3 separate regions of the Homo sapiens genome follow, and regions 1 and 3 are each linked to region 2. The links are chromatin loops, found by intact Hi-C in ENCODE. Cell type or tissue: IMR-90. All regions are shown on one strand.

Region 1 (8,000 bases), 550 kb before region 2:
ACATTCATGAAATTTGTGTATGACTCCCAAAGATGTGAACCTATAAAATGACTACCTAGAACTATCCTACAGACCTTGGCTCTAAAATCGTTTTAGGAGAATGTTGGGAAAAGAAAAACAGCAACAACTCTGAGCAGTTTCCAATTGAATCCTATTAGAAGATGTAACTGAAACAGTCAGAAATCTTACATGACTGTTGCACTTTGGGAAGCCGAGGTGAGCGGATCACCTGAGGTCAGGAGTTCGAGACCAGCCTGGCCAACATGGTGAAACCCCCGTCTCTACTAATAATACAAAAATGAGCAGGGCATGGTGGTAGGCGCCTGTAATCCCAGCTACTCAGGAGGCTGAGGCAGGAGAATTGCTTGAACCTGGGAGGTGGAGGCTGCAGTGAGCCAAGATCACACCATTGCACTCCAGCTGGGGCGACAGAAGGAGACTACATCCCCCCACCCCCCCATTCTCCCCCCCAAAAAAGAAAAAAAATATCTTACATGACTGGAGATATGGAATTCCTAATATTCTTACAGAAGAAAACTAAAAAATATAAAATACTACATCTGAAGTCATCTTAAAAAGTTAATAACATTAAAGGACATTAGGCCTAACGTGATACATTTATATAGCAATAAACGTTACATAAGTGCTACATAAATGTATCACGTTTAGCGCATTTAAGGCTGATTACAGCTTCCTAAAACTGGATGCCTAACAGGAGGATGATAAAGCAAGAGGCGAAAATATCAACTGTAGGGTTCGATAAGCCATATCAAATCATATTTGGAATAAAGGAGGGTAGCAGACGGCAAATAAATATGAATTTTCCAAACTTATGTTGGACTGGTGCGTACGTTAATGAAAATGCTTTCCCTTTAGCTTCAACACTGAACATTAATGTTGATATAACAACGTTTAAGAACAAATAAAGATCAGGTTTATGCCTGGGACGTTTTGGAAGGGCCTGAAAAAACTGGACAGAGGCAGGATCGTCATTTTTCCCCAATGACTCCTCCCCACGCCGTCTCGCCTCTCTGCCTGGCCAAGCCCAGATGAGCCGCGGGCAGAAAAGGGTTCCCAAAGGGTCACTGCCACGTTAAGAGGCAGGAGGCCCAGGCGTCTGGGAGCCGCCAGAGCAACGCCGCCGCCTAGATTTTGCAGCCGAAGGTGCACTGGCAGGAAAGCCAAGTGGAGACTGGTAGAAGGGAAAGGGCAGGGGGAGGGACGTTCCGGCCCGCTCCTGGGAAGAATCGTCCTCCGAACCCGAGCCGCGGCCGCCCCTGATCCCGCAACGCGGGTCCATCAGGGACTGCAGCGGACAGCGCCCTTCTGTCTCCCTGACCCCTGTCCGCTCCCGCCCCTTTAGCTCTCCGCGGGCGGCCCCAGGGCTGAGGCGTGCAACAAGCCGCCCCACCACCCCCAGAGTTTCCACAAACGCACCGGAGAAGGCCGCCATCTTCACCCCGTCCTCCGCGGCTTCGCCTGCTCGCTCCCTCCCTCCCGACTGACACGGCGTGGCAGTGGCGGCGCGCGCTTCCGGCCCCTGGTCTTCGGCGTTCGGAGTCCGGGCAGGGACTCAGCCCCGGGAGAACGGTTCCGATGGAAGGAAAGGCCCGCGCCGGCCCCGCCTTATGCGCCTGCCGCTGAGCGGACCTCTGGGACCTAGGGCTTCTGGACGCCGCCTTCGTTCTGGGCACCATGTGTTCGGAGCACACCACGCGGTATCAGGGTCACAGCTACAGAGAAGGAAGCAGATGTTTGGTGATTAGGGTCATCCAGTGGGCTCAGGCTGACACCACACCGTGCCCTCCCCACTCAGTCCCCCAGCTTTCCAAAGGTGAGCAGGGCCTTGGTGTGTGAATGACCCGGAGAGATGGACTGGATTCATTGCCCTGAGCACCAATGCCAGTGAGTGCCTGGCAGCCAGTAGGTATTTGTTACATTTTTTTTTTAAACTAAGTAATGATTTAGGTCTCCCTCCCTTCACCCATGTTTGATGTCGCTTTTATAATTTCGGGTTTGACTTCCATGCAATTTTAACTCCTTTCTCTTTGCAGAGAGATGGGGAAAGTAAATGAGGAATCCTCCCAACCAGACACTCACTCTGTCAGGAAGGTATTAGAATCTTTAGATGAGGACTCTAAAATTCGGGAAAGTTAAGTCACTTATCTAAAGACACATATCTACCGAATGGCAGCGTGGGATCTGAGCCACATCTGCGCAATGCGAGGGCGCGTGCTGTGCTATCTGTAGCCTGCCCCAGAGTGTCATGGAGAAAAGTGGAACCCTCAGGCAAGATAGAATAGGGTTGCAGCGGCCGGGCGCGGGGGCTCACGCCTGTAATCCCAGCACTTTGGGAGGCCGAGGCAGGCGGATCACGAAGTCAGGAGGTCGAGACCATCCTAGCTAACACGGTGAAACCCCTTCTCTACAAAAAATACACACACACACACACACACACACACACACAGAAGAAGCCGGGTGTGGTGGTGCATGCCTGTAGTCCCAGCTACTCGGGAGGCTGAGGCAGGAGAATCGCTTGAACCCAGGAGGCGAAGGTTGCAGTGAGCCGAGATCGCGCCACTGCACTCCAGCCTGGGTGACCGAGCGAGACTCCGTCTCAAAAAAAAAAAAAAAGAAAAAAGAATAGGGTTGCAGCTACTCCGGAGGCTGAGGCATGAGAATCACATGAACCTGGGAGGCGAAAGCTGCAGTGAGCTGAGATCGTGCCACTACACTCTAGCCTGGGCGACAGAGGGAGAGTCTGTCTCAAAAAAATAAAAAATAAAAAAGATAGAATAGGGTTAGAAGTACAGAGTTGGGAACCATATTCTGAGTTTGGATTCTAGGTCTGCCACTTGCTTGCTGTGTGACCTTGAACAAGTCATGAAGCTTCTTTGGGCTTCAGTTTACTTACCTGTGAAATAGGGATGAACAATAGTACCTTTCTCATATGATAGTTATGAGGATCAAATAAAATACATAAAGCATCTAAAATAGTGCATAGCACATGGTGACAATATAACTAGCTCTGTTATTACTATTACATGTAACAGGATTCACCTGAAGCTCCAAAGGCCCAGGACAATACACTCAGCCCTGCAGCTTTACACTTCCAGGGGGCACTATTCACATTATATTCTCTATTCTTGTTATATTTTGTCTAAATAAGACCCTGAGAGTTATGCAGTGTACCAGTTTTGAATGGATACCAAGTACCCCCACATTCCAAGGAGAGATACAAGACCCATATTATGCAGGACTTGCCAAAGGGAAATCTGAAATCTAATTTTTGTGCCTTTTGCCAATGCCCACCTTTAAAGTGTGAAAAATCGGCTGGGCATGATGGCTCATGTCTATAATCCCAACACCTTGGGAGGCTGAGGCAAGGGGATCACTTGAGCCCAGAAGTTCAAGACCAGCCTGGGCAACATAATGAGACCCCCATCTCCAAAAAAAATTAAAAAATAGTTGGGCATGGTGCACACCTGTAGTCTCAGCTACTTGGGAGGCTGAGGTGGGAGGATCTCTTGAGCCTAGGAGGTGGAGGCTGCAGTGAGCTATGATGGTGTCACTGTACTCCAGCCTGGGTGGCAGAGCAAGACCCTGTCTCAAGGAAGAGATAAAGTATGAAAAAATTAAAGATGCAAATTAAGAGAAAAGATTTCTGTGAAAAGAATGCATTTCAGGGAAATACTCTGAGAACTTTTGATCTGAGAGTTTGGGAAGCGTAAGGACTGCTCTGAGAAGCCGTCCCTAGGAGGACCTGAGGTGGCAGGGCAGAAAAAGAGACAGAGAGAAGGAGAGAGAAGCCTGCTGCAGGAGTTAACTGTGGGGGAATCGTGTGACATTTTTTCCCCAAGGGATAAATAGATCTGTGGAGAGTGGACTGGAAGTTTTCTTCAAAGGGAATGTGCCCAAGAGACTTCCCGGAGGAGCTAAATGATTCAGCACACAGACCCCCCAAAGAACGCAGTGGCATCCTTACCTTCCAAACTGGAGAAGAGATATCTCTTGTCTCATGGGAGTTGCATGTGGAGGATGCCAGCAAGGAGAATCTCCAAGATACCACAAAAAGTTCCCTCTAAGAGAAACAATCAGCCTTGAGCATGTCTAAGCCAGAAAGCACCAGAATCAGATCACCATAAACCCAGCCAGATAAAGGTGTGTACCCACCCGCCACCCCATCCCCTAGACTTTATCCTTCCCAGGAGTCAGAAACAACAGCTAATGGGAGAGGCGAGTACAGAAAAGAGACTGACCCCATCCTCCATCCCACTGCAGGCTTCTGGCGTGGAATAGGCCAAGCAGGAAGAGGAGGAAGCCATGATGTTGGTTGAAGTTGTGAATTTCAATCACGATCCTGGACATGATAGTTTACAGAAACGAGGGTATAATTAGATGAAAGTAACCAGACAACTCTTCATTGTCTCAGAGTGACCAGAAAAGCTCTGGAAGATGCCAGAGACTTCATCTAGGTCAGGGAAAGAAATAACCCATAGAGATGATTTCAAGGTAACAGATAATGTTTTCTGTTTGTGCCTTATCAAGTTCAGCTCACTTAATATACTGCTTTAATAATTATAGATATTTGTATGTATGTGTTGCAGTGCCCTCAGTAATGCAAATTGGGATATGTGAATTGGGGTATGATTGGCTCCTCTCCTTGGCAGGTAGAATAACACCAGGCAGAGAAACAGCAGCCAGGCCCTTCACCAAACCAAAAGATAGAGGATGGGTGCCTTTCAGTCTGGTATTTTGCTGGTCTAGTCTCCCCAAGAATAGGTTGATTTAATGGTTGCCTACTAACTGGGAGATTCCTAGAAACCCTGGCCTGGTCCCAGAAACCAGGACAGACACCACCAGGTGGCACCAAACTGTAGCCAAACTGAGAAGAGATTGGACTGGACCCTAAAAACTCCCAGCGTAGGCTTTTGTTCATCTGTCTCCATTTATACAAATGGACGTGCGACATTTAAGGCGGGTGATGGAAGTCTTCAACAACTGGATTGTGGTGCTGGTTGCACAGCTCTGTGAATCATTGAATTGTACATTAGTGAATTTTATGGTATTTAAATTATACCTTAATAAAGCTGTTTAAAAAATTATAATTAAAAAACACATATGGCTGAGCGTGGTGTCTCATGCCTGTAATCCCAGCACTTTGGGAGACCGAGGTGGGTGGATTACCTGAGGTCAGGAGTTCAAGACCAGCCTGGCCAACATGGTGAAACCCTGTCTCTACTAAAAATACAAAAAATTAGCCGTGCTTGGTGGCGGGCGCCTGTAATCCCAGCTACTTGGGAGGCTGAGGCAGGAGAATCACTTGAACCCAGGAGGCGGAGGTTGAAGTGAGCCGAGATCATGCCACTGCACTCCAGCCTAGGCGACAGAGCAAGACTCTGTCTCAAACACACACACACACACCCCTCAGCCTGGGCTTGCCCCCAGTATTTTTTTTTTAACCTCAGAATAACCCCACATTTTCTGTAATTGGGTAGTTTGGGCCCCACTAATCATGTGATAGGGAAGTTTTACTATGTTATCCATGGGCCCAAGATATTATGCTATGTATTTTCAAGTAAGCTATATTATAATTATATCCCACTGTAGAGCAAATGGTTTTGCAACTACTAAGGCAGACCTGAAAAAAAATGCCTTCAGGTATCTGGGAAAGTGTAGAGAGGATGGGTCCTGGGAAGGCCTCTGTAGATGGACCACCCAAAAGCCATACACAGTTCCTAGGTTAGCTCATTTGTGCTGCTATAGCAAAATACCTGAGAATGGCTAATTTATAAGGAACAGAAATTATTTCTGCCAGTTCTGGAGGTTGGGAAGTCCAAGATTAAGGTGCCAGTAAGTTTATAGTCTGGTGAGGGTTTGGTTTCTGCTTTTAAGGTGGTGCCTTGAACACCATGTCCTCCAGCAGGGAGGAGCTCTATGTCCTTACATGGCAGGAGGTACAAGGGCAAGAGACCAAATGCTCCATGAAACTTCTTTTACAAGGGCTTCAATCCCATTCATGAGAGCAGAACCTTCATGGGCCAATCACCTCTTAAAGGCCCCCCTCTTAAAATTACATTGGCAATGTGAAGTTTGGAGGGAACATTCAAACAATAGTAGTCCCCTTTCCCATTGCCTTTCTTTATTATAGAAATCTGAAAAAGGCTGGACGTAGTGGCTTATGCCTTTAATTCCACCACTTTCGGAGGCCAAGGTGGGAGTATGACTTAAGCCCAAGAGTTTGAGACCATCCTGGGCAACATAGAGTCCCTTTCTCTAACAAAACTTTAAAAAATTAACCAAGCATGGTGGCACGCACCTGCAGTCCACCTATTTGGGAAGCTGGCCGGGGGAGGATCTTTTTTTTTTTTTTGAGATGGAGTCTCACTCTGTCATCCAGGCTAGAGTACAGTAGAGTACAGCAGCGTGATCTCGGCTCACTGCAAGCTCCGCCTCCTGGGTTCACGCCATTCTCCTGCCTCAGCCTCCTGAGTAGCTGGGACTACAGGCGTCCGCCACCATGCCGGGCTAATTTTTTTGTATTTTTAGTAGAGACGGGATTTCACCGTGTTAGCCAGGATGGTCTTGATCTCCTGATGTCATGATGAAGGATCATTTTTGAGCCCAAGAGGTCGAGGATGCAGTGAGCCGTGATCACACCACTGCACTCTAGTCTGGGTGACACAGCCACACTCTTCTCAAAAAGAAAAAAAAAATGGAAACTTGGAAGAAGAAGAAAACAATCACCTTTCCAGATTCCTTTGTAGAGAGACAGCCCAGAGACTCAGCTCTGCCTGGAGAGATATAACTGGCAGTGCCAGGTTGGGACTTCCAGGAATGCTTTTCAAAAGGGAAAGATCTGTCTGGCATGCACCGTTTTTCCTTTGGAACATTGATATGATGCCTGGAAAGTCAGCAATGAGTCCCGAAGATAAAAGCCGCACACTAAGACTACTGAAGCAGAAATAAAAGGCTGGATCCTTAATGATGGTAAGCCCAGGTCTGTCTACCTCTAGACCTCTCTTGCAGCTTGAGAATGTCCCAGTTAAGCCACTTTAAAATTTCTTTTTTCTGCAGCCCAACACTTTGCTAAGAGGTACAGAAAAGAAAGGAAATAAAACACACATCATTATGGATATTGTGTAATGTATCTTTCAGGAACATTTTTTGAATGTTTCATAATACAGCAATAATCAAGCTATTCTGGCTAAAAGGCGGAGGAGACATTTGGCCTGAGTTGTGAGGGAAACATCCAAAATTATCCCTGAATATATGGCCATTTCCTCACAATGAAAATGAAGGTGAAATGTGACATATACAGTAGAGGATGTGACTCTGAACCCAGCCTAGGGAACACAAGTCAAATTAGGTTGTTTAGTTTGTCCTTTCATTGACATCCACCCTCCTCCTCAGTTCCTATTCCCAGGTCCTTCTGGAACAAGATAAAGCCAGCTGCTTAGTTTCTGAGGATCTCACCACCAAGAAGGAGGAAGCAGCTAGAGAGAGAATTTGTTTTAATCTAAAAGAAGTTGAGTAGAAAATACAATATCGTCATCCATAAACCCCCTCCCTCACAAAGTCCTTCCTCACAATATAGAATACAAACCTACCCATCATTTCACACAAGTAACAGTAACCTTCCCCCTCCATAAATGCTGTCCGTGTAGGTTGCCCCAGATCTACCTGTTAGGAGGGAAAAAACGACTCAGGAGTACTTGCACTGGATCTTGAATCTTGCTATGGTCAGTCTTTCCATTAACAAACTCTCTCCCCTTCAACACAGCTCTTAGTTGGTAAGGCTCCTGAATCCACCCTCCATAGGATGGTCCTCCATGTCCAGCCTCCTGCTTACTTCCAGCCTTATTACCTGCCACTCTCCACAAATTTTACTTTCTAGCATATCAAACTGTGTAGAAATCCTTGCATATGCCACATTGCCTGTCACCACTGTAGTTTTTAAAATGCTGTTCCCTCTCCCTAGAATGGCTTTCCCTTTTTAG
Region 2 (8,000 bases):
TTTTTCCCCGCTGCCTGCAACTGACTCAACTTTCTTCTTCTGTACAACTAATTAAAAGTGAACTAAAAATAAAACCACTCTTAGTATTAAAGTGGCAAAAAAATATATAAAATAAAAATAGAGTGACTTCCCCACTTCCTCACAGCACCAGCCACTTCTTGTTATTCCAGAAAGGGAGTTTTCTGTCCTTCTTAAAATTATTCTCATTATAATTGCTTCAGGAACCTGAAGAGTAGTGTTCAAAGTTTGTGTTTGTTGGGTCTAAGTGATAATCCTCCCAAATTCTATAATTATGTGTGTACAATGATTAAAAACATTTCTTGGAGGTTGATATATATTGAGAGATTTTTTATATTCTTAAAAATGTTTTAAGACTATATGAATTGGAATATGACATTCCAGTTAGAATAGATTTGTATCTCATTCAAATTAAGCCTTAAGAACTAAAATAAAAATTAGCTATGAAAACATACTGAATCCAGCTTCCACCCCAGGATGTAGAGAGATGAAAGGAGTATTACTGCCACCTTTGCAATGAAAAAGAACTGGGCTTATTTCAAATGCATGACTGCTTTTGAAACCATTGGAGAGCTGAGGTCATGAAGGTAATGACTTGTGAGGAGTCTAAGGAGAGACAGTGCCTATGGGAGAGAAAATATGAACATACATTCACCTGAGATAGACACATGAGTAGCAATAGTTCAGCTGGAAGAGCTCACTAATTGGTGAAAGCTGAATGTGGACTGATGGGACACAGGGAAGCCCTGGGTCTGCTGAAATTAGGGGGTACACACTCTCTTACAGGCTTTGTCTACAAACCTTTGTCTTCAAAAAGAAAAGCAGTAAGTGTTGGCAAGGAGGTAGAGAAAAAGAAACTCTTGTAGACTGTTAGTGGGAATGCAAATTAGTATAGCCATATGGAAAACAATATGGAGGTTCCTCAAAAAATTTGGCGTAGAACTACTTTGTGATTTAGCTCCAATTTCCAGGTATATACCTGAAGGAAATTAAATCAGCACCTCATAGAGATATCTGCACTTCTGTGTTCATTGCAGCATTATTCACAATTAGCCAAGGCATGGAAACAACCTAAGTGTTTGTTGACATATGAATTGATTAAAAAATGTGATGTATATATACAATGGGACTGGATGTATATATATGTATATGTATACACCACATTTTTTTAAATTAAAAAAACAAAACAAAACAATCAAATGAAAAAAGTTGGGAAAGACATTTTGGGTGGCAAAATGGGAAGCACTTCTGCATGCTCTCTGATAACAAAATGAAACACTGCAAGGCCACTCCAACTGCACCATGGGCAGCCATGTTACTGGTGGTTTGGAAAGTTACTGCCCAAACATGTGCAAAGAATGGCTTCTATCTCTGTGCTTCCTCAGCATTTTGCTCAGATCTCAGCGTCAGCTCCTCTCCCACTGTTCTGGAATACTTATTCTCTTCACTGTCGCCCTGTTGGACTGTGAGCTCAGGATCATGTCGCATTGTATTTTTAGATCCCAGCACAGTGCCTCACATGGCGTTGGTGGTCAACAATAGCTCCCTGGATTGATTTGTCTGATTTGCAGGCTTCAGAAATGTTGGGAAATACATGACAGAGATTTTGATATTTATTTTGGGAGGAAATCATATTTAGAAATTGATCAGTCTTTGCTAATTGGTCAGAATGGGCTCTTGCCTTTGAAATCTGATTTTGATACACCATCCCTTAGGGAGTTTCTATTAGCATATGACATTTCGTTGTTGTGTGCTAGCCTTACCCCAATTATGTTTTGGTACTAGCAAATGTATTTATGTTTTATTTCAAACAGAAGGCTAAATGTTCAAAGCACTGTCTTTATATGGGAATCATCCTGATGCCTTTCAGTGAAAAATAATGGCCAGATTGATCAGAGGCATGAAAGCTAGGGTAACTCCTCACCTCTTTATAGTTGTTTACAATTTAGAAAATAAGGCCACAACTATCATCTCTTTTAACCCTCACAACCATTCTGTGAGGTGAGCAGAGCATAGATTATAACCCCCATTATGCAGAGGAGAAAACAGAGTCTTATCTAAGTGACTTGCAGAGATCTGAGTCAGGTCAAAGACTTTGGAGTTTCAACTCATAGAGTCTCCTCATGTTCCATGGCCACTCTAGGAAAGAACCCTGACATTCTAGTTGTTTTGTGAAATCTTAATTCTATACTCTGCTGAGCCCCTTGTCAGTATGCTTTCCTGCAGATTGTGTTTATTTTTCTATCTTATGAAAAACCTCATTAATAGGTTTTGCTGTTCATTCTTCTGTGTGTGTAATGTCAATAGGCTTGAGTATAGCTGAAATAATTGGACCGGGGGGTTTCTGAGCTGGGAGTTCATTGTCAAGTCAGCTGTCGCTGATTCTTTATCAATGTGAGAGAACTCAGCCATGCAAAGACCTTTCCCTGCTACTTACCTGCAAATCAGGCAGCATCAGCATATTAGCAGGTAGTCTTACAGAATGCAAATTCTGTCATTTAGAATCTAAGTAATTGGAAGCACAACTGGGGAATTGTCTAAATTGTATATTTAAGCAAAAAAAAAAAAGTTTTTAAGTTTTCTCTCTGTTCAGCCTAACCCTTTATTAGTAAAAGTCCATGTGAAAATTTGTTTTCTCTTCTATGAACTTCATTCATTGATTCATTCATTTATCCATCCAGTCAATCAGCATTCATTATTCGTCTGCTCTGTACCAGGTACTGGCCCATGTGCTTGGGAATAGAAAGGTTACTAAGAGGATCTCTGCCCGAATGCATCAAGTTTTCAGGCAACAGACAGAGCAGGGCTTTTTACAATCCCCGGGAGCCCTGGCAGGCTAGTGTGGGGATGAGTCAGAAGGCACCCTCCAAGGTGAGATGCTGAGTTGAGTGCTGAGGGTGGGCTCACTGGTAGAGGCCCACTGGTTCCTGGCAGAGCTAGACTTAGAACCCAGGTTTTCTAATTGCTGGGAACATTTTAATCCCTTAAACCTTCAAGGCCTCCTTAGCAAAGAAATCCTGGTGTGATTAAGGGGGAGAGGGCAGGATTAGACTTTCTGGCACAGCAAGTGAAGGCAAAGGCTCAGGCTTACCATAGCACTTGGAGGCATGTGATGCTGTTTAAAATTACTGAGGTTTAGGAAATCACAGCAAGGGGCGAAGAGTCAGGCAGATGCCAGAGCCAGGACAGTCCTGTGTCCTGGCCAAGATGGTTGGACCTTAGCTTGCAGGTCATGGATGGATATGGATGGGCTTTTAGCAGAAATGTGACATGCTCAAACCTGACTGTTAGAAATTTCCTATGAAAGACAAGATGGGCTAGGACAGAGACAGGGATAATGGAAGTGGCACAGCTCAGCCTGAGATCCTTGGAAGGTGGAGGCAGCAGGACTAGGAGCCAAGCTAAACGTGCAGGGGTCCAAGACGCACAGGGAGGCAATGTCCCGGTTTTTGGTGCCCACAGGCTGTGTGACCTTGTGTAACCTCCAATTCCTCATCTGTCAGATGAGTCTAGTGACTCCTACTCTGCCTCCTCACAGATTACAGAGATGACCCAGTGACTAAGCGAGGAAGGGTGCTGTGTAAATGGTAAAGTGCCGTTAAGTAGGATTTGTTATTATTATGTAAATCGGGGGTTGGAGAACTATGGCTCATGAACCAAATGTGACCTACTGCCTGTTTTTGTAAAGCAAGTTTTACTGGCTGGCAGCCACAGCCGCTTGTTAATGTTGTTGTGTATGGCTGCCTTCTTACTACAAGGCAGAGTCAAGTCGTTGCATCAGGAACCATGCAAAGTCATTGCATCAGACCGAAGTCTGAAATATATACTAGCTGGCCTTTTACTGCAAAAGACTGCTGCTTTCTGGTTTAAGTCATGGGCTGTGGTTTTGCCAAATTTAGTTATTAATTGGTGTGTGAAGATTCCAGAATCTCTCCATTTATGGATTTGAGTCCTGTTAGGCAGGCAGCCAGGGCTCTTTTGGGTGTCTATCTTCCCTTGGACCTGGCAGTGAATGATTTCTCCTCTAAGAAAGGGGGCAGAGTGTCTTCACAGCCCTGCCATCCTCATCTCTCATTGAGAACACACAGGGAATATGCTAGTTTCAGTCTGGGTCATCCCTCAGAAGAGATGCAAAGAAGACCTCGCCAATGGGCTTCCTGTGAATTTCTACCTAAGCCCTTGGTGTGCCCTTTCTTCTCTCTCCTTTCCTGGTAGTTATTTTAGCCTGATTGTTGTTCATTTCACTTATTTTCCAATTTCCTGGATCGATTTTGTTTCTCTACTTCCTTCTCCCAGCAATTTTCATTCTTCTGTTACAGTTAACAGCCTCTGTAATAATAAGTAGAAACCAGACTAAATTATGGTCATTACTGCCCAATGCTTAGCTCCAAGCCAGCACATGACGTTGTCACTTTTGGGGTTCAAACTACCCTTGACATCTCTTTGCATTTCTTGCTCTGAGGATGGCAATTACGCACTTACAGGCAGAGAAGAACGGAGGGGAAAGGCCACTGGCCACCTAGGTTTGCCTCCTTCCTTGCCATTGCCTTTCTTACAAAAGAAACCAATTTGGACTCCGTTTTTACATGAGGCCTCCAGCAATCCTCAGTTCCAGAAATATCAGGAGGATTTAGAAGCTGCATGTGCTATTAAATATTGTCCATGTTGAAAGCAAATAGAGGAACATGTGAAGCACAAACACGTATCACCTTCATTTCTCACTTCACTTTGACTCGCTAAGACGAAGTCTGCTCCAAAGCCTACTTGGGAACGTGTGCTCTCAAGCCTGAAAATGGCCCCATCCTCCCAGGCCTTATTTCCATGTAGTAGAGAAAAGGGAAAAAAAGAAAAGAAAAAAATAGAACACCAAAGCCGGCAGAGCCCTTGGAAGCAAGGTGGCTAACGTTTCTCACAGTGCAGATGGTGCAGAGGCCCAGATGCTATGGAAACAAGCACTGGACAGCTGCCGGGTAGAGTGGCGGAAGATTTCTTCACTTGTTCAGTATCTGTTTGCTTTTTCAACTGGTGTACAAAGAGTACTTACTGCTGTCCTGAGATAATTCCCAGCACTGGATAGCCTGCCCCACATCTGAGCCACAGGACCATTTGTCTGTCCCTGGCTGACTTTTCCTGCCGGCCCTCCCCAGGCATTTGGCCTGGTTTGTTTCCCTTTCAGTTGCCACTCTCCCCCTTGGGGACTCCTCCACATGCTACAGAATGGGATCCTGCCACTTCATCCTTCAGGCACTCCCACCCTGCAGCTGTTTCTCTTGTAATGGTTTTTCTGGAAAAAGACACAAATGTAGAGAACAGATGTGGGTGAACAAAATGCTCCTGAATCTCAGAATTTGCAGTTGTTGGCCCTGGTCTGTGGCTACCGACTCCCTTGGGAGAGAGACCTCAGATGTTCTCATGGATACTGGCTCACTTCTTCTATTCCTGAGGTGGTCCTTGAGCCTCCCCCATGGGACTCAGCTCTCCCTGCCTCCATAAATGTGGACCAAAACTCCCAATAGTGGTGAGATGTGCTCTCTCCTCAGGGGACACAAGGTAGCTCCGTCTGGCTTGAATGAAGAGTGATGTGAATATTGGAATAGAGAGTAACCTTGTGCAAAGGGGAGCTCCTATTGAAGGATTGTGGGTAGGGGCTGATGTGATCACAGTTGAGCTTTGGTGAATTTAATCTGCCAGTGATGTGTAGGTTAGATTTGAGGGGATGAAGCTGGAGAGGAAAGTTTAATTAGGCAGTAGCTCAATGCAAACAAACTGATGAAAGAGGAAAAAAGTAAACTGATTTTACCGCACAGGAAGGCAGAGATAACCTCAACCATCAGGGATTAGGCAATGTACGATGGGGCCTTTGGATTAACTGTCACGGAATGACTTAGGGACAAGTGCGAGCACTGGGATTTATGGGTAGCAAAGTCTGAAGGAGAGCAGCCCCTGTGAAGGCCACCTCCTGGACCAAGGGCAAGGGTGGGGCTTAGAAAGACAAAAACCCCAGAGTCTGACATGAGCAGTGGGTTTCAAGAAAGCCCTTAGCTTGCCAGTTTGGAACTGGCAGATTGCCACGAGCTTGGTGCAGGCCAACTGCTGAGCCCCACATCTGTTTGCTGAGTCTAGACAGCATAAGTTCACCCCTGGCTGTTATTTGCTGTTTTTGATCAATTTTCTGAGGAGCTTTTCCTTTGATTTTTTTCTTCCGGAGCCCTGAATGTTTGCTGTCTTAGAGAACACAAGGTGGTCGTGCCTGGGCAGGTCCATACGCATGTGCTTAAGACTCAGCCAAGACTTCTTTGATCAGAACAAATAAACCAACAATCTTGCGGTAATCAGAGATCCCTACCTGTTTGTGAATTCAGGCTCTATGTTACCCTGGGAAAGTCATTGTAACCTCTTGGAGCCTCAATTTTCCCACCTGTAATAAGCCTTACCTTGCTGGACTGTGGCGAGGTTAAATGAGTGTGTGTCTGACACACAATAGGAACACAATGACTATGACTCTGCAGCGGAGAAAAACAGTCCACGCTCTTGAGACCTCCTTTGGCTCCTAGGATCCTGCTCTTTGCAGGTACTTCAAGCTCCAGGGGACCTTCTGAAGGCCTTGAGCAGGGTTGGGCTGCAGGGGCAGCCTTCTCGATTCCATCCTCGCAGAGTGCTCCTCTCTCTCTGCTGAGCTGTCATTCTCTCTGGAGACGGGGAAGATGGATCACCGTCTTGAAGATGCATCACTCACATCACCACCTGCCTGACCTATTACAAGACTTAAGCTGCCACTTAATTTGTCCCCCATTTAGTGCAGAGACATCCCCACCCCCTCACCTTTAGCAGAGCTTGGAGGAGGCACCAGGAATGAAGACAAGTCAGGAGATGATCAGCCTCCCAGGCTGTCCTTTCTGAGTTCTTCTGGCCCTCAGAGGCTGCCGGAAGGAATTGGATTCCATCAGTGGCTGGGGTGTCCGAGCTGAGACTGGGGCCAGGCCACAGCCTCAGGGAGGGAACTGCTGGGTTTGGAGGTGGTGAGCAGAGCTCAGCTCTCTGTACTTCGGAGGATTTGTTTTAAAGTCATGGCTTTACGGAAACCCCTCACCTTCTGTTAGCTCCCCCAAAATGCTTATCTAAAAGCTCCTGGCTTGTGCATAGAATATTGAGCTGTGGTGCACACTCCCTTCTTGGCTCCTGGGATAGGATTTGATGTAATCAGCCTTTGAATTTCCAGAGGCCCTTAATCTTCTTTGACCCACACAGAGTCACTGACGAGCCTGTGAAAAATCATATGGAACAATTTCTTTAAATCCTTCCCTGACTTTTTTCTATGAGGATTTTGAATCATAGGGTGTTTCTGAGCTGAAGGCGCCTTAGAGGTTGTTAGCACAGGAAGCTGGGGGCTGGCTTCCAGACATCCCCATTTTCCACTCATTCATTCAGTGTGCAACCGCAGCAACGCCAATAGCTTTGTACTTGGCTTTCACTGATGACATCTTGTTTAATCCTCAGTGCAGCCTCAGGAAATTGGTGTCATTGTTTCCATTTTACAGATTAGGAAACTAAGTTTCAAGTGCAGATAAGCCACTTGCCCAAAGACAGAGGGCTAGTCAGAGTCAGAGTGTGTATTCAGATTTATGTCCACTATGTCTATTTTCACAAGCAGTTGAGTCACCATTACAAATATTTATTCCTAGGGTTTTGGTGGAACTAGGACCATGTCAGGAGCCAGAGCAGAGATGGATTTACCACTAGGCCAACGAAGATGATGCCTCAGGGTCTAAATTCACATGATTACATCTTTTGGTAAAATTTGCAGAAGACATTGTATCTGTAATTGGTTAAGATAATTGTCTCTTTCTATTCTGACTTCCTCCCCATCCCACTTCCTCTCTGGCCAGGCAGCATGGAGTGGCTACGGGCCAAATTAGCTTTGGGAACATATTCGAGTGAATTCAGTGGGAGATATTCACATGGTCGCAGTCACTTTTGGAAAT
Region 3 (8,000 bases), 520 kb before region 2:
TCTCTCTGGAATGAATAAGATGGATGCTAATAACCCCAATATTCTTCAAACTCTGTGACCCAAAAAGGCAAGGAGCCTTTTCCTCCATTTCCACTTAAAAAAAAAAAAAAATCCCAGGGAAGGATTCTCAACCTGATGCTCAAAGTAGCAGGAATGGAGTTCTTTGGGTCAAGGGGGCAGAGTTTGGGGATTGGCGGCCCCACTAGGAATTATCTGACTGAGTGAATGAAGAGCAGCTAGAACAGTCTCCGAAGGAAGCAAAGGGCCTGGGCAGACAAAAATGACCAGTGTCACTACAAGCACGAGGGAAGAAAGAAGAGAATAATGACGAACAGAAGAGTCTTGCTATCCTTGTGAAACGCTCACCACCTCTTCATTAAATTACCCACTCTGCTGTTTAGGATTAGTGTGACAATCATCTCAGTTTGCCCATGACAGCCCTGTTTCATGCTTGTTGTCCTAGCATAACTATTAAAATCATGGCTTTTTCTTTTCAAAAATATCCCAGTTTGGATACTTTGCTATATAGTCACTGTAAATAAGACCAAGTAGCAATTTGGCTTCAGCCACTCAATCTGTTTTAAGTCATCCTATTCCTTTGATTCAGTTGAACTTGATCAGATCTTTGTCTTTTCTTTTCCAACCCGTGTCTGATATTCAACATTTGGAGTTCTTCTTGTGGCATACATATTCTTACCATCTTCTTCCCTTTTATTGGTCACCTCACATTTCTCCCCTTCCAGGAACTCTTCTGGATTTTAACTAGTGGTGCTGAAGGTTTAAGAACCCACTTACCTGCTCAGAGCATCTCTGCTAGTAGAATTTTTCTTCCAGGGATTGCTTCAAGTTAAATGTATACTCCCTCTCCAAATAGCATAGATTCATCCTGTGACACTTCGGTTGTTGTTTCTTCAGAGTAGAAGCTCTCTGCCAGGCATGAGTTTATGTTTTCTGTCCTTTTGTACATGCTATGGTAAGTGGGGTATGGATGAGGATGGATAAAACAATTAACATGGTGTGAGGCTGGGCATGGTGGTGCGTGCCTGTAATCCCTGCACTGTGGGAGGCCGAGGCAGATCACTTGAGCCCAGAAGTCCAAGACCCCCCATCTCTACAAAAAATAATAAAGTTAGCCCAGCATGGTGGCATGCACCTGTGGTCCCAGCAACTCAGGAGGCTGAGGTGGGAGGATTGCTTGAGCCCAGGAAGTAGAGATTTCAGTTAGCTCTCTTTGTGCCACTGCACTCTGGCCTCAGTGAAAGAGTGAGACCCTGTTTCAAAAACAAAAACAAACAAACAAAAATAGTGTGATGATGGTAAAATAAATAAATTCTTCATGGTGTATTTGCAGTGGTCCCCTTTGCACACCAGCTAAGAAGGAAGCATCCTTTGCCAGTTTGACCAGCTATCTCCTGGCCGTGGTTGTACAGATTGAGTGAAAGTGGTGAAGAGAGTGATGAAACAGAAAGCAACCCCAATATCTATCTGAGAAAGGATGAGACAGAGGAATAAAGAGCCAAGGAAACTTGGTGTGGAGAAATAGGTGGGGTTGTACTGAGGTACTGGAGGACTCCAGTAACCAGCCCTCACACCGCATTCCATGTGCATGGTGTTCCTGCCTCTTCATGTTCTACCGCATGCAATGTGGGCGGGGCTCCCCGGAGGTATACAGTTTGTCAGCCTTGTGCGGTAGGGAGAAGACACGTCTGGTGTTCACAATGAGGGGTTTGATTGAAGGGCACAGCTGCTATGCAGAGAAATACTATGGGGAGACAATGTGTAAAAGATTTTCTGGGAAGTCTGTCATTTATTCAACAAATAATATATATTTTGTCCTCTGCTCTATGCCAGGCACTGTTATAAATTCTGGGGATATAGCAGGGATGGATATAGCATTTGCATGCATATAGATAGAGCACCTGGCATGGCTTACCTTTTAGTGAATGGAGACAGATAATAAGCAAATATACTGTATAGCCATTTAAGTGATGACAAGTGTAATGGAAAAAATAATAGAGCAGCTCTGGAAAGCTGGAGTTGGAGAATGGTCATTGCAAATTTAAAAATGAGCAGTCAAGGTAGGCTTCAGAGAGAGACGACATTTGAGCAAAAACTTGAAGGAGATAAGGGAGGAACCAGGTAAACATCTGGTAGAAAGCCTTCCAAGTGGAGGGGACAGGCTTTGCAGAACTCCTGAAGTTGATGTGTGTCTGGTGTGTTCAGAAATAGAGCCAGTGTGGCTGAAGGTAGTAGGGGGAGCAGGAAATGAGGTGTGAGATTTAGGGGAGCAGGCAGATGACGTAGGGCTTTGAGGTCATTAAACTTTGAGAGAAATGGGAGCTGGTTAGAGGCTTCCCAGCAGAGGCTTTTAATTGCATCACCGCCTAATGCATCTTGATGGATATCATGAATATAATTATCTCAAGGGATATTCAGTATTTGTGTTTCTTTTGATGTGAAACAGTGTAATACTTTGTACAGTATATATTCATTCATGTTACAGTAGGCTCTGCTTATAACTGTCCACAAAGAGGTATTTGTTGAATGAATGAATGAATGAACAAATGGGGTTGACCTTTTCGCTCCCTCCATGCGGGTTCTCAACCTATTATTTCAACTTTATTGCCCCTACACCCTTTCTCAACTTGGGTTCTATTCACCCGTCTTGTTGAGTACTAATTAGGAAAAAAAAAAAGGCAGGCTAGTGGGAGCAGGGAAAAACAAAGAGATAAGGCAAATTAGCTATACGTCTGTCTTTCTTCATGGTCCAAAACATATAAACAAAAGGAAGAAACAAATAAGCCATAGGTCTACTTTTCTTTATGGCCCAGGACATATGGCCCTTCTACCCAGATAACGTACTTAACTCACAAACTTCCTGCTTACCTTCAAATGCCTCAATTTCTGAAACACTTCAGCTGACAAAAAAAAAAAAAAAAAAAGAAAGAAAGAAAAAAAAAAAGCAAGTTAACTCCCTGCTACCTGGTGTTATCAATCACTCCAAGTTCCAGTCTATAAAATTCTCAACAAGCCTTTGTTTCCTAGCAATGAGCTCCTCCTCTGCTGAGTCGGCCCGCTGCTCCCTGGCAACGAACTTTCATACTTTCTTTAATCTGTCTTTCTTTATCTACCACTGTCTTGGTAAATTCTTTTACTCCCACACTGAGAAAGTCGTCACTCACTGGCGACACGTTGAAAGAGTTCTTTCAACTCTGTATTTCTGCCTCTGTCTCTGCTCATTCCATTTCCCGCTACTTGAAATGCTTCTCCAGTAGATTAAAATTCTGCCTATTGTTAAAGACGCAGGGACAAGCTCCACGTCCTCCAGGAAATCCCTGCAGACTCTGGCCTTCGTTGCCTTTTCTGAGCTCCTGTAGCATCCTTCCTCTGCTACCTTTCATTGGATAACTTTAGTTGTTTATTTTAAAACCACTGTTTGAACTCTCTCTACGTGTTAGGCAAAGAATATACAAATGAACATTAGCATTTCAGTGGGGTACCTTTACCATTTCTGTTTTATGGAAACTGAGTTATAAGAGAGGCTCAATGACTTGGCCGATCTCATGTAGATTAATGAACAAGGAGTGTATCAGGACCGGGACACAAGTCGTTCCCAAGACAAGCAATAGTCCCTGTCCTTCCTACTCATAAAAGGGTTAACCTAGCATTTCCTTGCCGTGAAACAAAAGCGGCCGCGGATAGAGAAGCTTGTCCTGTGAGGGATTCCGTAGAGACACTCCTCCGCTGCCTGAGTCCTCGGCGAACATGGCGGCCCCCGAGTCAGGGCCGGCTTTGAGTCCAGGCACTGCAGAGGGTGAGGAGGAGACGATTCTCTATGACTTGTTGGTCAACACCGAGTGGCCACCGGAGACTGAAGTACAGGTGAACCAGGCCCATCTACAGCAGCAGCCAGCTTGGCGCGGGCGCTTCGTGGGTAGAGCCACGTAGCAGGAGCCACGTAGGGGAGTGGAGACGGGTGGGTGGGGGACTAGGGCCGGTTGGCTTGTGCGGTCGCCTTGGCAACGGCACCTTGGGCTAGCGGGGGTCTAGGGCGGGGTGGGGTGGTGGTCCCTGAGATTCTTCCTGGGCTCAGAATTCGGTTGTTGGGGGCTGGAACTTCGTGCTCTGGGGAGCGTACGATCCCACTTTGGTTCTCAGTTTCGCTCTCTGTATTGGGAGGAGAGGGGATTGTTAGTGTCGCTCTCTGTATTAGGAGGGGAAGGCACAGCGCTGGACTCGAGGGTCCTTTCTCCTATCTGGACCCTCAGTGGTCCCTTCTCGCGGTCTGGCTAGGGCTAGTCTGGGCCGACGCTCAACTGCGATGGGAGAATTTTCCAGGACCTTACAGTCTGCAGCATCTGCCAGGCTGGTGCAGAGCGCAGAATCTGAGCCTTTACCCATACTGGGGGCTGGATCGCGCCAGGTCTTGTGTGTTTCAATAAAAGAGCATTTAATAAGGGTGTGCGTGTCCGTTCGTCTGTCTCGGTGTCACAGGTGCTGTGCTAGGTGCTAAGGATACAGAGATGAATATGTTTTCGTGGAGCTTCTCGTCTAGAGGGGAGACAGTCCCGTAAACGTTTTTCATAACCTAGCGTTTTATGCGCTATAGTTAGCGATGTGAGCAAAATGCCACGGAAGTGCAGAGTAAAGAGCTGCTGACTGGGATTGGGATCTCCGCTACAGAAGGGTTATAGAGGTTGATAATTTATGGACTGGATCTTGGGATTATCAGTTGTTTGGTAGTGAAGGCCTCCCGGGTCTGTGATGAAGAGTAGGAACCATGGATCCATGTTTATTTTATTTTATTTTTTATTATTATTATTTTTTGGATCCATGTTTATTTAACAGATATTTATTGAGTGCTTAACACGTGCCAGTTACTGTTTTAGACCCAGAGGAAGCAGCCAGATCGAAAAGAACCTTTATTAAAGATTATGTAGTCCAGCCCATGTGAGTTATCTTACATTTTTTCTGAGTGTTTCTTTGCTGGAGAAACGACTCATTTTTCAGCCCAAAGTTTGTATTTTTTTCCTCTGTAGCCTCCTTCCCACTGCAGTTTGTGCTTATCATGAATAATTTATTTTGTAGACGGGTAGAGATCTGCATATATTACTGTTTAATTTCAAGTACTTAGTTTGTCTTAATGTGAATATTTTTTGGGTTATGCAGCTAGGAAGCTGTTGCTGAGGCAGCTGGTTAGATAAGTTTCCACTCCTTAACACTCATTGGTTAATTGCAGTAATGTTTCAGAATGCTTACCATAAATTGATTCCAAAAAAGTAACCACAGAATTAACTTACTTTGAAACCCTTAGCACTTTGTTTTGTGTTTGTGTGTTGGGGGTGGGGGAGTTCAATTGATTTCTGCATTCTATCGATTTCTGCATTCTGTTGATTTCAGCTGTTGAATTATAAGCTCTTGGAGGGCAGACATCTGATTCATCTTTATATCTCTTCCCAGGGCCAAATTGTGTCTTGCATGAATCCAACAATCAATTCATGTTTATTGAGTGAAATAACTTTTCTGTGTTTTTTAAAAAAATCTGTCTACACTTACTGTATGTCCATTGTGCTTTTCTTGACAGCACTTTAGTGCATCTTATGCAGTGCCTAGCGTCATGAACCTACCCACGGTGTGTTCAGTCTATACTTATGGAATGGAATTATTTAATATAGCAATTACGTATCTGTGTATGTTTTGTTAGTAGCATTGTCTGTATAGATACACAACAGATAGTCAATGAATTGGCCTTGGAGATATGACCACTTTTCCTGTGAGCAAAACTTACAGCCTCAATAGAGTATGCTGAACTGGCAACCAGTATGGTCTTTGGCCTTGACTTCTCTTGTCTTTGGATTGGTTTTTGATTTGGAAACAGTTTCCAGCTTCAATCCTTGTTCTTTCCTGCAAGGTTAGTCCTGACATGTGCCTGTAGCTCTGCTATGCTCACTTTTCTCCTATTGTCCCGCGTCCTGTGTCTACTTTTTTTTTTTTTTTTTTTTTTTTTGAGGCAGGGTCTCACTCTGTCACCCAGGCTGGAGTGCAGTGGCATGATCAGGGCTCACTGTAGCTTCGTAGCTTCAACCTCCTGGGTCACCTCAGCTTCCCAAGTAGCTGGGACTATAGGCATGCACCGCCATGCCTGGCCAATTTTTGTATTTTTTGTAGAGATGAGGTTTTGCCACGTTGCTCAGGCAGGTCTGGAGCTCCTGGGCTCAAGCAGTCAGCCCACCTTGGCATCCCAAAGTGCTGAGATTACAGGCGTGAGCCACTGCACCTGAACATCCAGTCTTTAAGTAGTTTTAAGACACTGCTTCCCTGTGCCCAAAACTCTGAGTATTAGTAAATAAAAATAAGTTTACATATTGTATAAGTAATACTGGTCTAATACTACTAGAAGATTCAAATGTAAGTGTTTTTTGTTTTAAATTCCAGCCTAGAGGCAACCAAAAACATGGTGCATCCTTTATCATCACGAAAGCAATTCGAGGTAAATATAGCTTATTTCTCTACAGTAATGATATGGTTAACAGTTAAAATGTGTTCTTTAGACTTCTGATGTGGAGCCTAATAAAAGTAATGTGTGTTATCTGAGTTTAATTATATATATATTTATATATACACACATATGTATGTATATGTATACATTTGTATATTTACGCATGCACGTTTTTAGCTCTAATGCAGCTTAGAGCTAAAGTATATAGCTTTGGTTTAACCATTATGGATGTATTCTAGAACAGGTGTCCTCAATTCCTGGGCCATGGACTGGTACCAGTCTGTGGTCTGTTAGGAAACAGGCTGCATAGCAGGAGGTGAGCGATGGGTGAGTGAGCATTACCACCTGAGCTCCACTTCCTGTCAGATAAGCGGCAGCATTAGATTATCAGGGAAGTGCAAACCCTATTGTGAACTGCACGTGTGAGGGATCTAGGTTGCATGGAAAAATTGTCTTCCACAAAACCAGTCCCTGGTGCCAAAAAGGTTGGGGGACGCTGTTCTAGAAGGAATGAAGGTCAAAGCCAGTATGAGTCTCAGAAAGTCAGTGGATGTTGAAGGTGAAAATACACTGAGAGACTATTTTAAGAGGTCTATGTGGTGTTTCAGATAGATCTGGTCAGAGATACTCAAATTACAGATTTGATAAGCCAGGGTATTCATTTAACTCCTGACAAATTTTACGTATGAACTAACAAGAGTCTGAGAAAGGATTGAGCACTAGGTTTACTGAGCTGGTGCCATGACGGGTTTACCATATTCATTAATAGAGTCCTTTTATCAGACCAGAAAGGTGCCGTTACTCCTTTATGATTTTAGATAAGAAAACTTGCTCAAGGTCATTCATTTGGAATTTGACTGCATGTCTTTCTGGCTTCAAAGTCCATCCTTATACCAGTGAATTTAAGTTCCTTATAAAGAGAAAATTCATTTTCACAGAAGTTAAGTACTTGAAATTAACTGTAATCTTCTGATTATCCTTTTATCTTCTGATAAAATTACAGTTAATTATAGTTAATTTTATCTTCTGATACAAGAAGCACTAGCATATTCAGTTTTCATAATGACAAATGCTTTTAAATTTTGAGAATTTAGAAAATGTGTACAAATAATAAAAATTCATTGTAGAAAATACAGACACTATAGATAACTACAAATTAGAAAAAAATTTGTCCTCATACCACCTAGAGAGAATCTGTTATTCTTTAGATATTTTTCCATTGATATATACCTAACTGCATACACAGGTACACACATACATGTACATTTAGGATGATAGAAAGCATTGTTTTTTATAGCGTGTTAGAGGTTTTGTTTTCCGTGGGCTTTCCCATTTTAGGTATTACTGTTTTAAAAATCTTTGCTATAAAGTGTAAAATATATCTTGCTTTAATTTTTTATACAAATATTTTGGTTTCTAAGGGGTGATTATTATAACTTCTAGTCCATGGTTTCATGAAAGCTTCTTAGATTAAATTTAACATCTCAAACTGCTTTTATTT

Evidence for each region. Hi-C counts contacts between places; a loop is a spot of excess contacts. Peaks named below come from ENCODE experiments on the same cell type or tissue, not always from the same donor. Only the 100,000 strongest peaks of a DNase experiment are listed, where the experiment ranks them.
Region 1: a loop joins it to region 2, with 5 times the contacts of the local background. A loop is called at or near these places in 4 of 110 quality-filtered maps.
Region 3: it touches region 2 in a loop (3-fold over the local background); 4 of 110 quality-filtered maps call a loop at or near these places.

The regions. Positions count from the first base shown.
Region 1 is chr2:15,585,387-15,593,386 of GRCh38, reverse strand. It overlaps DDX1 (DEAD-box helicase 1), which reads right to left and starts at 1,519. Exons shown (of 26, transcript NM_004939.3): 1 at 1,438-1,519. The coding sequence starts at 1,453. LOC124905975 (a long non-coding RNA gene) reads left to right here and starts at 1,618. Exons shown (of 2, transcript XR_007086224.1): 1 at 1,618-1,927; 2 at 2,055-5,118. RefSeq lists an enhancer at 1,421-1,480. In IMR-90, a CTCF peak has its summit at 4,869 (motif pointing right); DNase peaks (open chromatin) are centred at 1,056 and 1,576; H3K4me3 peaks cover 1,414 bases; H3K27ac peaks cover 1,186 bases; H3K27me3 peaks cover 164 bases.
Region 2 is chr2:15,038,717-15,046,716 of GRCh38, reverse strand. It overlaps a transcript of NBAS not described here. Among named protein-coding and RNA genes, the nearest start is that of LRATD1, 410 kb to the right of the region's middle. RefSeq lists silencers at 2,698-2,992, 3,466-3,666 and enhancers at 3,042-3,542, 3,543-4,043. In IMR-90, no CTCF peak of the experiment used is centred here; DNase peaks (open chromatin) are centred at 3,706 and 5,016; H3K27ac peaks cover 2,341 bases.
Region 3 is chr2:15,557,070-15,565,069 of GRCh38, reverse strand. It overlaps NBAS (NBAS subunit of NRZ tethering complex), which reads left to right and starts at 3,736. Exons shown (of 52, transcript NM_015909.4): 1 at 3,736-3,882; 2 at 6,436-6,490. The coding sequence starts at 3,766. LOC105373440 (a long non-coding RNA gene) reads right to left here and starts at 2,922. Exons shown (of 4, transcript XR_001739297.2): 1 at 2,887-2,922; 2 at 796-968; 3 at 1-5. RefSeq lists an enhancer at 3,537-3,946. In IMR-90, no CTCF peak of the experiment used is centred here; a DNase peak (open chromatin) is centred at 3,719; H3K4me3 peaks cover 2,396 bases; H3K27ac peaks cover 1,676 bases.